2 separate regions of the Homo sapiens genome follow, and region 2 is linked to region 1. Evidence: chromatin contacts called from ENCODE Hi-C data. All regions are on one chromosome and are shown on one strand. The core of a region is the stretch at or near the end of the contact, and the rest is flanking DNA. Distances in the headings are between cores, read along the strand shown. Region 1 holds the start of MIR670HG (MIR670 host gene). Region 2 holds the start of ALX4 (ALX homeobox 4).

Region 1 (7,036 bases), core at 2,244-4,743:
AATTTTTTCCTCCTCAGACAGTTTGCACTTGCCCTGTGGAAATGAGACAATGAATGAGAAGGAACACCAGATGCTTCTTCCATCGGTCCTGATTGGGACTTAACAAGGTGTGCCCCACTGCTCAGTTTCCCCTGACCCTTTGAAACTTCTCTCAATGTTGGATGGAACTCCACTTCTGTCTGTTCTGGAGAACCCAGCCAGGGCCCAAAGAGGGGATGCTCTGTATTTCCGAATACCAGTTTCTACACTTAACAGCTATGTTTGACTTTGGACAAATTATTTAACCTCTCTAAGCCTCAGTTTTTCAACTTGAATGTAGAAATTGTAATAGGGACTGTTTCATTGAGTTGTCATTAGCATTGAGTGGGATGATGTATACATACCTCTTTGCACAGTACCTGAGGTTAATAAATATGGGGCTCATTAAATATTAGCTATTGTTACTCTTGATATCTTGCCAGCAGAAAAGGGGTGAGGAGCTCTCATCAAATATTTTTAACCTTCCTGAATGGCAAGTCTTTGTCTTATTCTGGGTTCCTTCTGAACTGTGTATCATCCTGTAAGTAGGTGAACACAGAGCCTCTTGGGTACCTAACAAGAAGCCAGGCCACTGCTAATCAAAATCAGGCAGTGAGCAATTGTTAATTGTAAGAAAGACCAGGAAGATTTCCCGTCATCTCTTGGGGCTCCTACTATTGCACTGATTAACTGTGACCCAGAACTTTTTTTTTTTTTTAGATGGATTCTTGCTCTGTCACCCAGGCTGGAGTGCAGTGGCGCAATCTTGGCTCACTGCAACCTCCTCCTCCCGGGTTCAAGCAATTCTCCTACCTCAGCCTCCCAAGTAGCTGTGACTACAGGCGCACACCGCCACGCCCGGCTAATTTTTGTATTTTTATTAGAGACGGGGTTTCACCATATTGGCCAGGCTGGTCTCGAACTCCTGACCTCATGATCCACCTGCCTTGGCCTCCCAAAGTGCTGGGATTGCAGGCGTGAGCCACCACGCCCAGCCCCCAGAACATTTAAAAATAATAATAATAAGATCTGTGCCCCGATAGGTTAGCCGACTAGTTAACCTGAGGAATTTCAGCAGGGAAAGGACTGCAGAAAAACTTGGTTCAGAGCTTCAGTAGACTCTGTCTTGCTCCCTTTATAACAGTCATATTAGGTCTTTTGTGTGAGAAGGATTCCGTGTCCATCACTTAGTTTATCAGAGAATGTGTTTTTAAAGGCTCCTGAGAGCAGGCAAGAACAATTTCCCTCATCCTGTTGCTGTTAAGTGGGATATACAACCATCCTGATGCAAATCTTTTTTGGGAGAGGAAGGTTATCCGGGCTCCATGACTCTTCTATAAAAAGTTTATAATAAGGTCCTTTAATGGCTGTCACTCTAGATATTTGTGGGAAGAGAATGACTGGAAAGCTAGAACACATTCAAAATCCAAGGGCCAGAAAAATTTTAAGCTCCAGCCTCAGCCTCCGATCTCCTGGGACCAGCCCCATAAGAACCATCCATTCTAGCCCAACTTGCAAATGGAGCCCAAGAGTTGAACCTCGGCATGGGACTCAAGATGTCTCTAAAGTTCAAAAACACCTGGATTACCTGAAAGCAGAACCGGGTCCAGGTCCTGTGCTGAGGTCTCCAGTTTTCTCTAAGTAAAATATTTCTAGTGGAGAAAAAGCCTGTGGCCTCTGGGCAGAGATTTGTTCTATAGAGAAATGAAGGAAATGTGCAAGAGAGAACAGTTTTACTCTGGAGCTCCCTCTACTGGCTCTTTGATAGAAATCCATCGCAGTTATTCCGCCCTGCCTTGTGGGTATCAAGTTAAAGCATCCGAGCATCCTGGCACCTTGAAGCAAGGAGAAAAGGTGTCCTGAGGTGCCAAGGAAGATGAAACTGCAGATACTGGTTTCTTCTGCCTCTTTTACAATTTCATCTAATGTTTTGGGGGTGCCAAGATAGTGCTAAGCATTTTGTGTGCATTATTTCATTTAATACTCACCATAAACCAGCATTTTACAAATGAGGCAGCTGAGACCTGAAGGGATTAAATAAGTTCCTGGCATCACCATAGACTAATAGACCCCCTTAGTGACCCTCATAATTCTTATGATTCTCCTGAGTGACAACTCAAGAGAAGCAAGAGTCAACGGACAATGTGAGGTTGGAAGTGGCACTTGATCTCATCACCTAATATAAAGAGGCTCTGAGATTGCGCCATAAACTTCCTAGGTCCTATAGAATCTCAGCCCTGTTTGTTTTTTTATTCTTTTAATTTTATTTATTTATTTATTTATTTAAGACGAACTCTCACTCTGTTGCCCGGGACGGAGTGTGCAGTGGTGTGATCTTGGCTCACTGCAACCTCCACCTCCTGGTTTCAAGCAATCTTCCCACCTCAGCCTCCCGAGTAGCTAGAATTACAGGCATGCACCATCACACCTCGTTAATTTTTTCTGTATTTTTAGTAGAGAAAGGGTTTCACCATGTTGGCCAGGCTGGTCTTGATCTTCTGACCTCAAGTGATCCACCCGCCTCAGCCTCCCAAAGTGCTAGGATTACAGGCGTGAGCCACTGCACCCAGCCTCCTGTTTGTTTGTTTTTTTTTTAATTCAGCCCTCGAGGCAATTAATTACATGGCAAGGCTTTGTCCAATCTGCACTCTCACTGTGATGCCCAAGTTGAAGAAAGCAGGGAACTACCACAGTGACTAAGAAGAGTTTCCATGACAGAAGTGAGGCCTTTTAAAATTTGTGGAACATGTTCACGCCTACTTTTAAAATAAAATTCCATGAGATAGGTAGGGCAGATAGTGCCCACACATTTTATAGGTTGGGAACTTAAGATACTGAGTGCCTGTTTCCAGGTTTTGTTTAGGGGCAAATGGCAGAATCAAGACCAGAACTGTCACTCTCAGCTTAAGTTCTGACTTTTTGGTTGGTGTTGGTTGGAACTCAGAGTCTAGCATGGGTTTTTTAATTACATAAAATAAAGACTGTGAAGCTACCTTCTTGTTTTACATCCAGATCCTTTCCTGAGTCTCTCTGTTTTGGGCTAGTTCATAATTGAGCTTCCTTGATATTGAGTCATTTGGGAATTGGGAATGACATAAGCCACTCATCTTATTACTGTTGGTCTCTCACCAGTCCACATTTTAGAGATATCTAGGTCCCTGAGAGAATCCCAAATATTATTTCAGTTCTCCTGTAGCTCATGAAGCCATAAATATTTCACCTCACCCAGGAGAATCAAAGCATTTTCACATTGGTTCTTACTGGGGAGTTGAGATATGGGTAAGTAATAGGAGTCCCATTCCTGCTTTGGCTGGGGTTCGGGTCTCCAATTTCACTGCCAGTGTGTCTCTAAATCTACACAGTGGGACAGTGGCTACAGCAGACATCACTCAGCTCCCCACTCCTGACTTGAGACCTTCCACTAGTTGCCCCTTCCCCTAAAAACAGAGTGATGTCATAATGGTATCAGAATGGCACTTGCTGATAACAACACAGAAATAACAAGGGCAGACTTTCTGCAGTGTCTCCTGAGCAATTGGTTGTCATTGTCCTAAACAGAGCAGCTAGGTTAAAAAGATTTATCCATAATGTAACCTCCTGGCCCTCAGCTATGGGTGGAAGCAGCACTTTCTGGTTTGACCTCCTAATACCACAAACTCCACTTTGCCAGAAAAGTGACTTCTTGATGAATAGTCTGTTCAGATAGGCCAATTTGGAGTATATTCATATTTGGCCACCTGCTGGTAAGACTGATCATCCCCTTGCCCAGCTGTAGCTTTGAGCATCTGCCCCCATGTTGCCCCCATCCCCAGTAAAGCCAAAATGGTCCCATCGAAGGAGGGGAGGGGAGAGCCTGGAAATGAACACTCCCAGGGAATTGTGAGTGATGGAATGTGGATTGCTGACACCATGTCCCTTTCCTCTTGCTTGTTGTAGGAGCGTCAATGACCAAGAGGAGACCAGATGAGTTTTCAAAGCAGTCCTCAAACACCCAGGACACACCTCATCCTTTACCTCGTGCTTTCTGCAATGTTGCTGTTCATGTTCATCTTCCTATTAACATTTGCCATAATAACCCCTCATTGACCACCATCATTCCTCCATCCACCACCAACTCAGCTCCTTCTCTAAAGTGCCCTCTAATGGGCAGTGGCTTTGGTCTCTGTTTGGCAAATTATGTCCAGAGGGTTAACATTAATTTCTCTTTCTCCTATTCCTCCCTCATGCTAGATTCAGTCCATCACTCAGCCTCCTGTCAGGAAAACCATAGCAAATCCTACTTTCTGCTAAAATGAAGTTACAAGACACTTTTCCAGAGTAGTCACACTCAATGAAGGGACCCAGGGTGTATCTGAGTGTGATGTAATTGAAACCACATGGAAAGACTAGAAATACCTTGCTCCCAGTCAGATATAGTGAAACAGCTTACTCAAGACTGGACTAAGATTTAGAATATAGGGGGGCTAGGGAGGAGAAAGAGAAAGATCCTCAGAAGTGGATTGTCCCTGAATACAGGATGAAATCATCTAGATTTTTTTCTCCAATTAAATTTGCATTTCATTCAACCACATTGCAATGGCTTCATACTGGGCATTTTCATTTGAGACCCAAGGCTTTTCTTCATGGGTCCTGAGCCACAGGTTCCTGGATGGTGAGGTAAGTGGCATTTGCCCGCACTGTCTAGGGTGGTTTGTAGTGCTTTGATAAACCCTGTGCTGATGAGTCAGATCCACCCTGTTAGGCCCTAAAATTTGTCCTCTATTGGTCCCTCTTTACCCAAATGCTCTTCAGGGATCCTAGCCCAGACATAGATGTTAGTCCAGCCTCACAATGTTAATTTAGACCTCTATAAAACCAAAACAGATCCTGAGGATTGACCAAACCAGAATTTGTTGTCTCTTTCTCAAAGACAATCACTACTACAAAAAGTGTAGCTCTCTGAAAACCCACCATACCTAGAAAGTGTATTTTCTCCCCTCCCCTTTTCTTTCTACTTTTATAGGTAAGCTAGCACTGATGGAAGATACCAGGTTTTCAAATGTGAACTGAAGTCTCTCTTCTCATGACAAGATTCAGATCCAATTCATTATTTAACTAATAGCCTCTCCAATAAGTACAAAAAATCTTGCCTATCCAGCAGATATGTTAGTCCATTATTCCTCTATGTCCCCCAGCCTATACTTATTAGACTAGGAATTAAAGAAATACAATCCCCATTCTTTACTCTTGGCCTACCAGATATAGTGATCCAAGCTTAGTAGATCAGCAGCTAATTGCAAGGCTGCTTTAATAGTGAATGAATAAAAAGTTCTGCTAATTCAGACCTACCCAACACCCATGAATTTGTGATTGAGCTATCTCTCTGCCTGCTGAATTCAGGTAGATAAACAACTGTCCTTCAACCACAAGGTTAAGGCTAAACTTATGCAGGTATCTCTAAACATGCTGCAGATTGTTCTTTTCTCTCTGTGGCCATGCTTCCCAACCCCTGACACCTTTCTATTTAGCCTCTGCTAAGCTCAAGTGTGCTGGAATCCTGATCCCTGCCCCAGCCTCAGCCCCCTATCATGTGCTTGCTTTAGCTCCCCTGTCTTTGCTGAGATCCTCACCATGAAACCAACTCTAGGTATTCCTGAGTGACTCTCTAGGTTCTCATTCTCTCCAATGTGCCTTTTATCAGCAAGGCATGGGAAAACCTATCATCTGGTTCTCCAAGGTGTCCAGCAGTTAGAATGGCTGAGAGGAGGGCATTTGAGTTTGCCCATCGATAATGGGGTTGTGCGAAAAGCAGATATTGTCTCAACTGTTCTGAAGTTGAACAATGTTACTTTCAGGTGAATAGACTGTTGAGACTATTTTGAGTTGTTGATGGCAACCAAAAAAAAAGGGGGAAGGGGTGGAATTACAGTCACTTTCCTCCAGCATCCAGTGGTCCTTAAAACTTTCACCCTCAAATCTCCAAATATGCTGGCTTCTAAGAAGTGCTTTCCAAGACCGAATATACTTCTTGATCAGGGTAAGTGATGAAAATGTGTATTTAACAAGGGGAGGGGATCTTGAAATAGCCTGAATTATGCATGCTGTGGCCTATCTACCCCCACCGTGCTAATGGCTCAGCCTATAAAGTTTTCAGAATCAGAAAAATAATCAGAGATGCTAGTTTCTGAAGGAGCGACGGAGGACTAGGATGACTAGCTAACTCAAGGTGCATGTAGACTTTCTGCTGTTCTTACTTTAGGAAAGGTTTCTTGGAAGACTGGACCAGGGAGTTCCTAATTCTTCCCTGGACCATCTCAGGGGCATCCTCGGTGTGAGTGGAAGCATGCTTGGATGCAGCAGCCTGAATGAATGTCAAGTTCACTGCATCTCCACCACAAACTGGTTGGTTTCAGGCAAATCCCTTGAGTTTTGGATGAGGCTAAACCAGCTAGGGCTTTCCTTGAAATAGGATGGAGGGGTCTCTTCTCACAGGCAGAGAGCCTTATTCAGGGGGCATCTATTCGCTAACAGGCTTCTTAGGAGGAATAGATCAGTCTCGTTATTCAGAAAATGTCTGAGAAAGTCCCAGACACCTCCAACTCCACATGTTGGGGGATAGACCTGGAATATTAAAGATCAGAGGTTGGAATCGAGGCAACATGATGGAGTGATGTGGCATGAGTATTGGAGCCATACAGATATGAATTTGATCTGATCCTTAGTTTTGTAACTTCAAGTTCTAAGACTTTTAGACAAGCTGTTTAAACGTTATGGTCTCCATTTCCCTAGCTTTCAAATGGGAAAAATAATAACTGTTTTGGGAGTGATTTCTATGCTCAACAAGCCTAAGGGGTAGGTACCATTATCATAATGACACCTAGAGAATTGCCTTAAGGATTAAATAAAGCTTCTTATGTAAAAGTGTCCGGCACAGTGTCTGGCATATAGTTGAAGCTGAAAAACTATTGGTTTCTTCTCTCTCCCTCTTTTCCTTAGGCCAAAATAGTTCTGCTCCCTGATGAAGACACCTTTAGGAAAA
Region 2 (6,465 bases), core at 1,163-3,662, 740 kb after region 1:
GACAGCCAGTACGGACAGGGCTGAGAGTCTCTGCTGGCTTAGCACGGAAAGAGTGCCTGTATGAGAGCTGTGTGTGTCCATGTGCGGAGCTGTGTGTGTCTGTGTGTGGAGCTGTGTGTGTCCATGTGTGGAGCTGTGTGTGTCCGTGTGTGGAGCTGTGGGTGTCCGTGTGTGGAGCTGTGGGTGTCTGTGTGTGGAGCAGTGGGTGTCTGTGTGTGGAACTGTGTGTGCCTGCATGTGGAGCTGTGGGTGTCTGTGTGTGGAGCCTTGGGGGTCTGTGATCTGAATGCCTGATCTCATTCCAACTGGAGGTGAAGAGGAAGGTGGAGGAAGTGGGGAAGGGCCACTGAATCTTTCTAAATCTTCTCTCAGTTCTGTCCTATGGGTTTGGGAGTATGTGGCTCATTCGAGGCCACATGGGCATGTGTTCTTGGGGTATGACCACATCGGCTCCTAAAGAAGATGCTCTCTGCGTGTGTGTGTGTAGAGTGCAATTGTAGACAAGCATATGACTGTGAATGTTTGTCAGCAGCCATCTATGAACTAGTTCTGCGCCTGTGAAAGAAGGAACCTGAATACGAGAAAATATCTGCCATCGGCTGTTTTCCCAAAGTTATTCTAGCCACCAAGGCCTCCGCCGTGTCCCAGCCTCTGTCCCCAGGCCTAGTGCCTCTCCATCAGCCTGGATCAGGGCAAATTCCCTGCCCCCAACTCTTCCCACCAGGGCCGGACCTGAAGGCCAAGGCCTCCGGGTATGTGCTCAGGACTCCTGGCCCAGAGAAGGTTTTTCCCTTTCTGCGTCTTTGCTTCCCCTTCCGCTTTGGGGTTCAGGAACCCCGATTCTCTGGAAGAAGAGAAGGCCTAGGCTACTGAGCTGCTCTGGCTAGAGACGTCCTTGAGTGTCTCTCTCTCCCGGGCAATGGTGGCTGTGCTCTGGGGGGCCCAGGCCTGCCTCCTGTGGCTGCGTTCAAGGCAGCTTGGAGGTCATTTAGGCCAGCTCCCCCGGGTTCCCCGTGGGCTCAAATCAGGACCCAGACCCTTCTCTCTTGCCACAGCTCTGGGCCACCTGGGACTCGGGACTTCCTGTCTCCCTTCCTACTCTGTCCTAAACCATTGTTCAGAGGCCTGCCGCCTCCAAGAATCGCCGAGGGAGAAGCTCCAGGGGAACTGGCCTGCCCGCATCCCCACTGCCAGTAGCGCTCAGGGTCCCAGGACTCGGGTCTTGCCAGACCACAGTGTCCCCTGGGACCCTAGGGTCTCTGGCTCCGCACTGTGTTGCGCCAGTGCGCCTGGATTTCCCGTGAGCTTTCGGCCAACCACGCTCCGGGCTTCCCGCCTGGCTCCGCACCTGCGGCGCTCTCACCTGCGGCGGCGCCGCCCGAGGAGCCTCCCAGCCGGCGAGGAGCGAGGCTTCTGCAGTCCTGCTGTCCCGCAGCCCCGCAGCCCCGCAGCCTCGCAGCCCCGCAGCCCCGCAGCCCCGCAGCCCCGCAGCCCCGCAGCCCAGCGCCAGAGCGCTGCGCGGAGACTCCTTGCCGCCGCACGCCCTGGGCCGGTAAGAAGCATCCGCTTCAAATCCCGCCCAGCGGGCAGCGCAAAGCGAGCGGTTTGGGGAAATGCCGAAGGGACCGGGAAAAACAAACTCCAAGTCGAGTTTAACAGCCGAAACGCTCCGTGCCTAGGCCGGCGGACAAGAAGGAGACAGAACAGATCCCTTGGCTCCCTCGCAGCGATCGATCCCGTTTACCGACCAGAGTCACCACCCCGCCCCCAGCCCGCCAACTCATACCTCCCGCAAGCCACCAGTTTCAAGGGATGCGGAAGCCAAGCACCCCGTGGTCCCCAGCACCAGGTGACCCGCACGTGCACTCACCGTAGCAGGGAACCTGCAAGGCCGCGCTGTGGCCGCTGCTGCCTTCCTGGAGTTTGAGGCTGCCGTCCGGGGGCGTCTTGCAGGCGCCTCGCTGCAAGTAAAGATGCGGTTGCGCGGGCGGCTGGGGCTGCGGCTGCTGCTGCTGCGGCTGCGGCTGCGGCGGCGGCTGGGGCTGCGGGGTCGACGGCTGGGGCTGGAACTTGTTAAAGGAGCCCCGCGCCCCAGCTCCACTCTCCAGGGGTGTCGCCAGGTCCTGCTGCCCAGCGCCGTAACGGGCCCGGCTCTTGGCGTCCCCGAATCCCTGTGCTTTGGCGGCGGCCGACAGGAAAGTTGTGCCGAACTTGTCGCCTCCGGGAAATGCCCTAAAAGGCGACGAGCCCTCCCGACTCTGCGACACCGGGCTGTAGTAGGCGTCCATGGCAGCGGCCGGCGACTCGCAGTAAGAGACGCAAGTCTCAGCATTCATGCCTGGCTTGCGCAGGCGGCGGGCGGGGACGCGAGCGAGGGCGCGAGGACGCCACCGCGCGCCTTGGCTGGGAGTTTGGGGAGGCGAGGAGGCTGTGGCTGTGCACTCCTTGCCCGGCCTGCTCGCTCTCCCTCCTCCCCTCCACGCCGGCCTCTCTCTCTCTCCCCCTCTTCTTTCTCTGTCTCTCTCCTCTCTCTCCCTCCTCTCTCTCTCTTCCCCTCCCTCCCCCCCCCTTCCTCTCTCTCTCCCTCTCTCTCTTTCCTCCCTCCCCACAGCTAGCCGAGGGAAAGAACGGAGGGCAGTAAAAAGATTCAGATGTTTCGGAAAGTTGACCAGATCTCCCAAACCCTCTTAAGGTTTTGCAGCGGAAAAAAAAAATAAGTAAATTTTTTTCCCTGCCTTGCTTCTTCCTTTCCCCCTCTCTCGTCCCCTCCTCCTCTCTCCTTCCACTGGCCCCTGCCCCCTCCTCTCCACTCTTAAGGAGATGCTACTAACTCGCTAGCGGGGATTCAACCCGGAGGCGCCCGAGGGCTTTTCCGATTCTAGGCGGGGCTGGGGAGATGCCAGGATCCCCAGGGCTCCCGAGGCTAGGCTGAGAATTGGCGGGGTGTCGGAGCTTTGCCTTAGGGCAAAGGGAAATGCAAATTTTAATGACAGGTTAAAAAAAAGCCCCCCAAAATAAACCTAACAGGTTTTGACATTCGAAGCCAGGGGGACCACGGGCCTGCGGATGCAAGCGAGTCCTACGGACTCCTGCGCGCGAGCTCGCGGGCGCCGCTGCGGGCCTTCCCGCTGGCACCTTTTCCTAGGTTTCCAACCTTCCTCCCCATTCCCGTTCCTACGGGAGATTAACACACACACAAGCCTTCGTCGTCCAGTGCATGGTCACTTGCACGTCTTGTTAACTATTTCCCTCTGCTGTAAGGGCGCTGGGCTGGGATGTAGCGGAATCTGTGCTCCCTCAAGCCCTGGAGAAGCCCTGGGCTGGGCCCGGCTTCAGAAGCTTTAGAGCGCTGCCCTCTGCGCTCCCGTCTAGAGGCCGCACCGTTCACGCCCCACGTCTGCGCCCAGGCGAGGGGATTTCCTGCCAGGCGAAGTACAGAGAGCGGACTCTGGAGACCCCCTGACCTTGCCCGATAGTCGCGCTGTCACCTGTTCACTCCTTGGGGTCAGGGGTCGGGGAGAGGGGTGAGACCGTCTCTTCCCTTTCTGGCCTCACTGCCCCCGACTGTAAAACGAACTGCTTGGTTTTGATAGGTTGTGGTTTCACCACCACTGCGAGCCTCAAGGCCCCTGGCACCGCCACAGCAAGGGAAAAAACTTTGCGCGTGCAGCCCCTCGATTTCGCTTCATGACAACCGTGCTAGAGATTGGCGCCCCCAATTTTCTGATGAGCTAACGGAGGCTCAGAGAGGGGCGGCCACCTGGTCCAGGTCACACAGCTGGGAAATAGCCGTCGCGCCCTGGAACCTCTGCTCAGGCTAGTCCCTCCACCGACCTGGAAGGCCGTGCGGACAGCGTAGATGCAGAGGGGAAACTGGCCCCCGGCTGTGGAATGGTTCAAGTTGAAGGAGACCAGCGAGAGCAGCCTTCCTTAAACCGCTGAGAAAATCGTTAAGCGAGAACGTACCTCTAGGGAGTCTGGGAGTAGGGTGAGAGGTAAAAGTGCAAGGTAAAATTAAAGAGGGCCTGAGCACCGTGAACCAAGGAATGTGGGTCAGATGTCAACTTTCTGCATCTAAGGTCTCCCAAAGAAAAAATATACCTGGGGGGTCGCGCTTCTGCTCCCAATCTCATCTGGGCTAATTCTTACCCCCACCCTACCCCCTTAGTATCTCTGGTCCTTGCTCCGCCGCCGACCGCGCGATCCCACATCTGGTTTCCATCGCCGGCTTACCTTGAAGTGCTCGTTAATAAAGATATTCCGCAAACCAAGCCAGGAGCGCGCAGGCTCCAGCCGCCCCCCACTCCATGCCCAATGGGAACCGCGCCTCACTGGCCCGCAGACCTAAGCCACTTGAGAGTCCTTTATTTATTGAGCTCCTGTTGTGCCAACAATCTGGCAATACAAGGCTTATCATACCCATTTTGCATATGGGTAGACTGAGACTCAACCAAAATAATTTTCCAGTTAGCAAAAAGCGGAGTGCTCCTGCCATCATCCTAAATGCTCCTGTCCAGCGGTTTCTTCAAGTTCCTAGAACCTGCCAAGGTCTCTAGCCTGTGCACTGTAGCATAGGTGGTTTCCCCTACCTGGAATTCCCTAAACTCATTCCTGCACTTTTGTCTGGCTAATGATTCAGAGTTCAGCCTAGAGCATCTTCCTCTAGGAAGACTTCCCGTCTCTCCTAGTTTAAGTTGACGCTTCCGTTTGCCTCATCTCCGTCCCAGATCTCGTGGTTGTCTGGTTGCCTGGCTATGAGTGTATCTCAACCCCACTAGTTGCCCCAGGGCAGCCTCCTACGTGCCTGGCACCCCACAAATATTTGTGGAATAAAAGATTAAACCTGGACCAGGCGCGGTGGCTCACACCTGTAATCCCAGCACTTTAGGAGGCCAAGGAGGATGGATCACAAGGTCAGGAGATCGACACCATCCTGGCTAACACGGTGAAACCCTGTCTCTACTAAAAATACAAAAATTAGCCAGACGTGATGGCAGACGCATGTAGTCCCAGCTACTTGGGAGGCTGAGGCAGGAGAATGGCGTGAACCAGGGAGGCAGAGCTTGCAGTGAGCCGAGTTTGTGCCACTGCACTCCAGCATGGGCGACAGGGCGACAGGGTGAGACTCCGTCTCAAAAAAAAAAATAAATAAATAAAAATAAAATAAAATAAAGATTAAACCTGGGGCTGTAGGACTCTATCACCTCAGTGTATTCCAACTGCTCAGTGCAGCACCAAGTTCTGAGACTCTTTCTTTGGTTTCCCTTAGTCAAGGACAGCTGGTCACCCACCCACCCCCTCTTCAAAAATCAAGTAGCGGAATTAACAGCGTGCTGGACCTTCCTGAGCCTGTGCCTTGAGAGCAGTGAGTTTTCTCACAGCAGGGGCCAGGTCTGTCTTGTTCGCTGTAGGGCTTGGCACTCATAAAATGCTTGTTGAGTGAATGAATGAAAGTGTCCTATGGTTCCCAGGGGCTTAGAGATGCATTTTTTTGTCAAGGAGTTCCAAGCCAGCCGCCTACTCCAGTCTCCTGTGCCCAGCAGCTGCCTGTAGGCACCCAGAAGGTGGTGGCAATACCCCCGCTTCTTTCTCCACCTCCATTCCTGTCTAAAAAATGAGGGAAGGACTATGAGAGGCAAATTGTGGTGGAGAGGGTTGGGGTGGGGATGACAACCCCGAGACAGGAACAATTGCAATTGTACACTCTTCCTAGAACCTCTGAACCAGGCGCACCCAATGCAAAAATTTGCTGTGTTTCATGAAGCATTTTTTGAGCATCACCTCGCCTCTTACCACCTAAACACTCTGAGCTTGTATTACCTGTTTAATTACTGCCTCGCTATTCAACCTTTCCCTGACCACCTGGATATTCAAACCCAAGGATTTCATGCCCTAAGCCAGAATCTTTCCTGTCTTGCCTGAGACCCTGTGTCCTTGGAACGAGCGCCTTTAGTCCTCCGCATTTTATCTTATAGATGCATCCAGGAAGAATGAGCGAGTGCCAACAAGTGAGAAAGTGCCTTGGGGACAACGTTCCGGGCAAGTCCTTTGAATGTGTGACCTGAAGCCCTCATGCAAACCTCCACCGACTCCCTCTCCTAGGTCCCTTCCAAAACATTCCAGGGACTGTGGTAATAAGAGCAGCTGGTTATTTCTGTTTGTGTTCAATCATTTGTTCCTCTATTGGTCCTTCCGTAGTTGAAAGTGGAACCACTCCCATCTGGTTCTTAAGCAAGGATGTAGGGCATCCTTCCAGCTTTCTGGCCACAGGGAGAGTGCTGGAGCCTGAGTCTGGGCCTGACTGCTGCTCTCCAGGTGCGTTATTTCTCCCGCAGCTGAGGCTCTCCCTGGCTTGCTGCCTGATTCCTGTCAGGTTCCTTCACACGCCAGGCAGTTTCTGCATGCCCAGTTACTTCACTGTGTACTGGGAGACCCAGGGGACTACACCCACCTCAGCAAGTCATG

What was found. Hi-C counts contacts between places; a loop is a spot of excess contacts on that map. Pooled maps may share reads with other maps.
Region 2: a loop to region 1 is called in a pooled map, with 7 times the contacts of the local background. The contact joins the promoter of ALX4 here to the promoter of MIR670HG in region 1. A Hi-C loop is called at or near these places in 1 of 168 maps with a recorded cell type or tissue (naive thymus-derived CD4-positive, alpha-beta T cell), 8 of 37 single-sample maps with no recorded cell type and 11 of 50 pooled maps.

Annotation. Positions count from the first base shown.
Region 1 is chr11:43,565,813-43,572,848 of GRCh38, forward strand. It overlaps MIR670HG (MIR670 host gene), which reads left to right and starts at 3,494. Exons shown (of 2, transcript NR_131246.1): 1 at 3,494-3,761; 2 at 3,955-4,588. It overlaps LOC124902807 (potassium/sodium hyperpolarization-activated cyclic nucleotide-gated channel 4-like), which reads right to left. Exons shown (of 3, transcript XM_047428006.1): 3 at 1-33. It also overlaps a transcript of HSD17B12 not described here.
Region 2 is chr11:44,307,727-44,314,191 of GRCh38, forward strand. ALX4 (ALX homeobox 4) reads right to left here and starts at 2,413. Exons shown (of 4, transcript NM_021926.4): 1 at 1,871-2,413. The coding sequence starts at 2,336. RefSeq lists an enhancer at 2,391-3,319.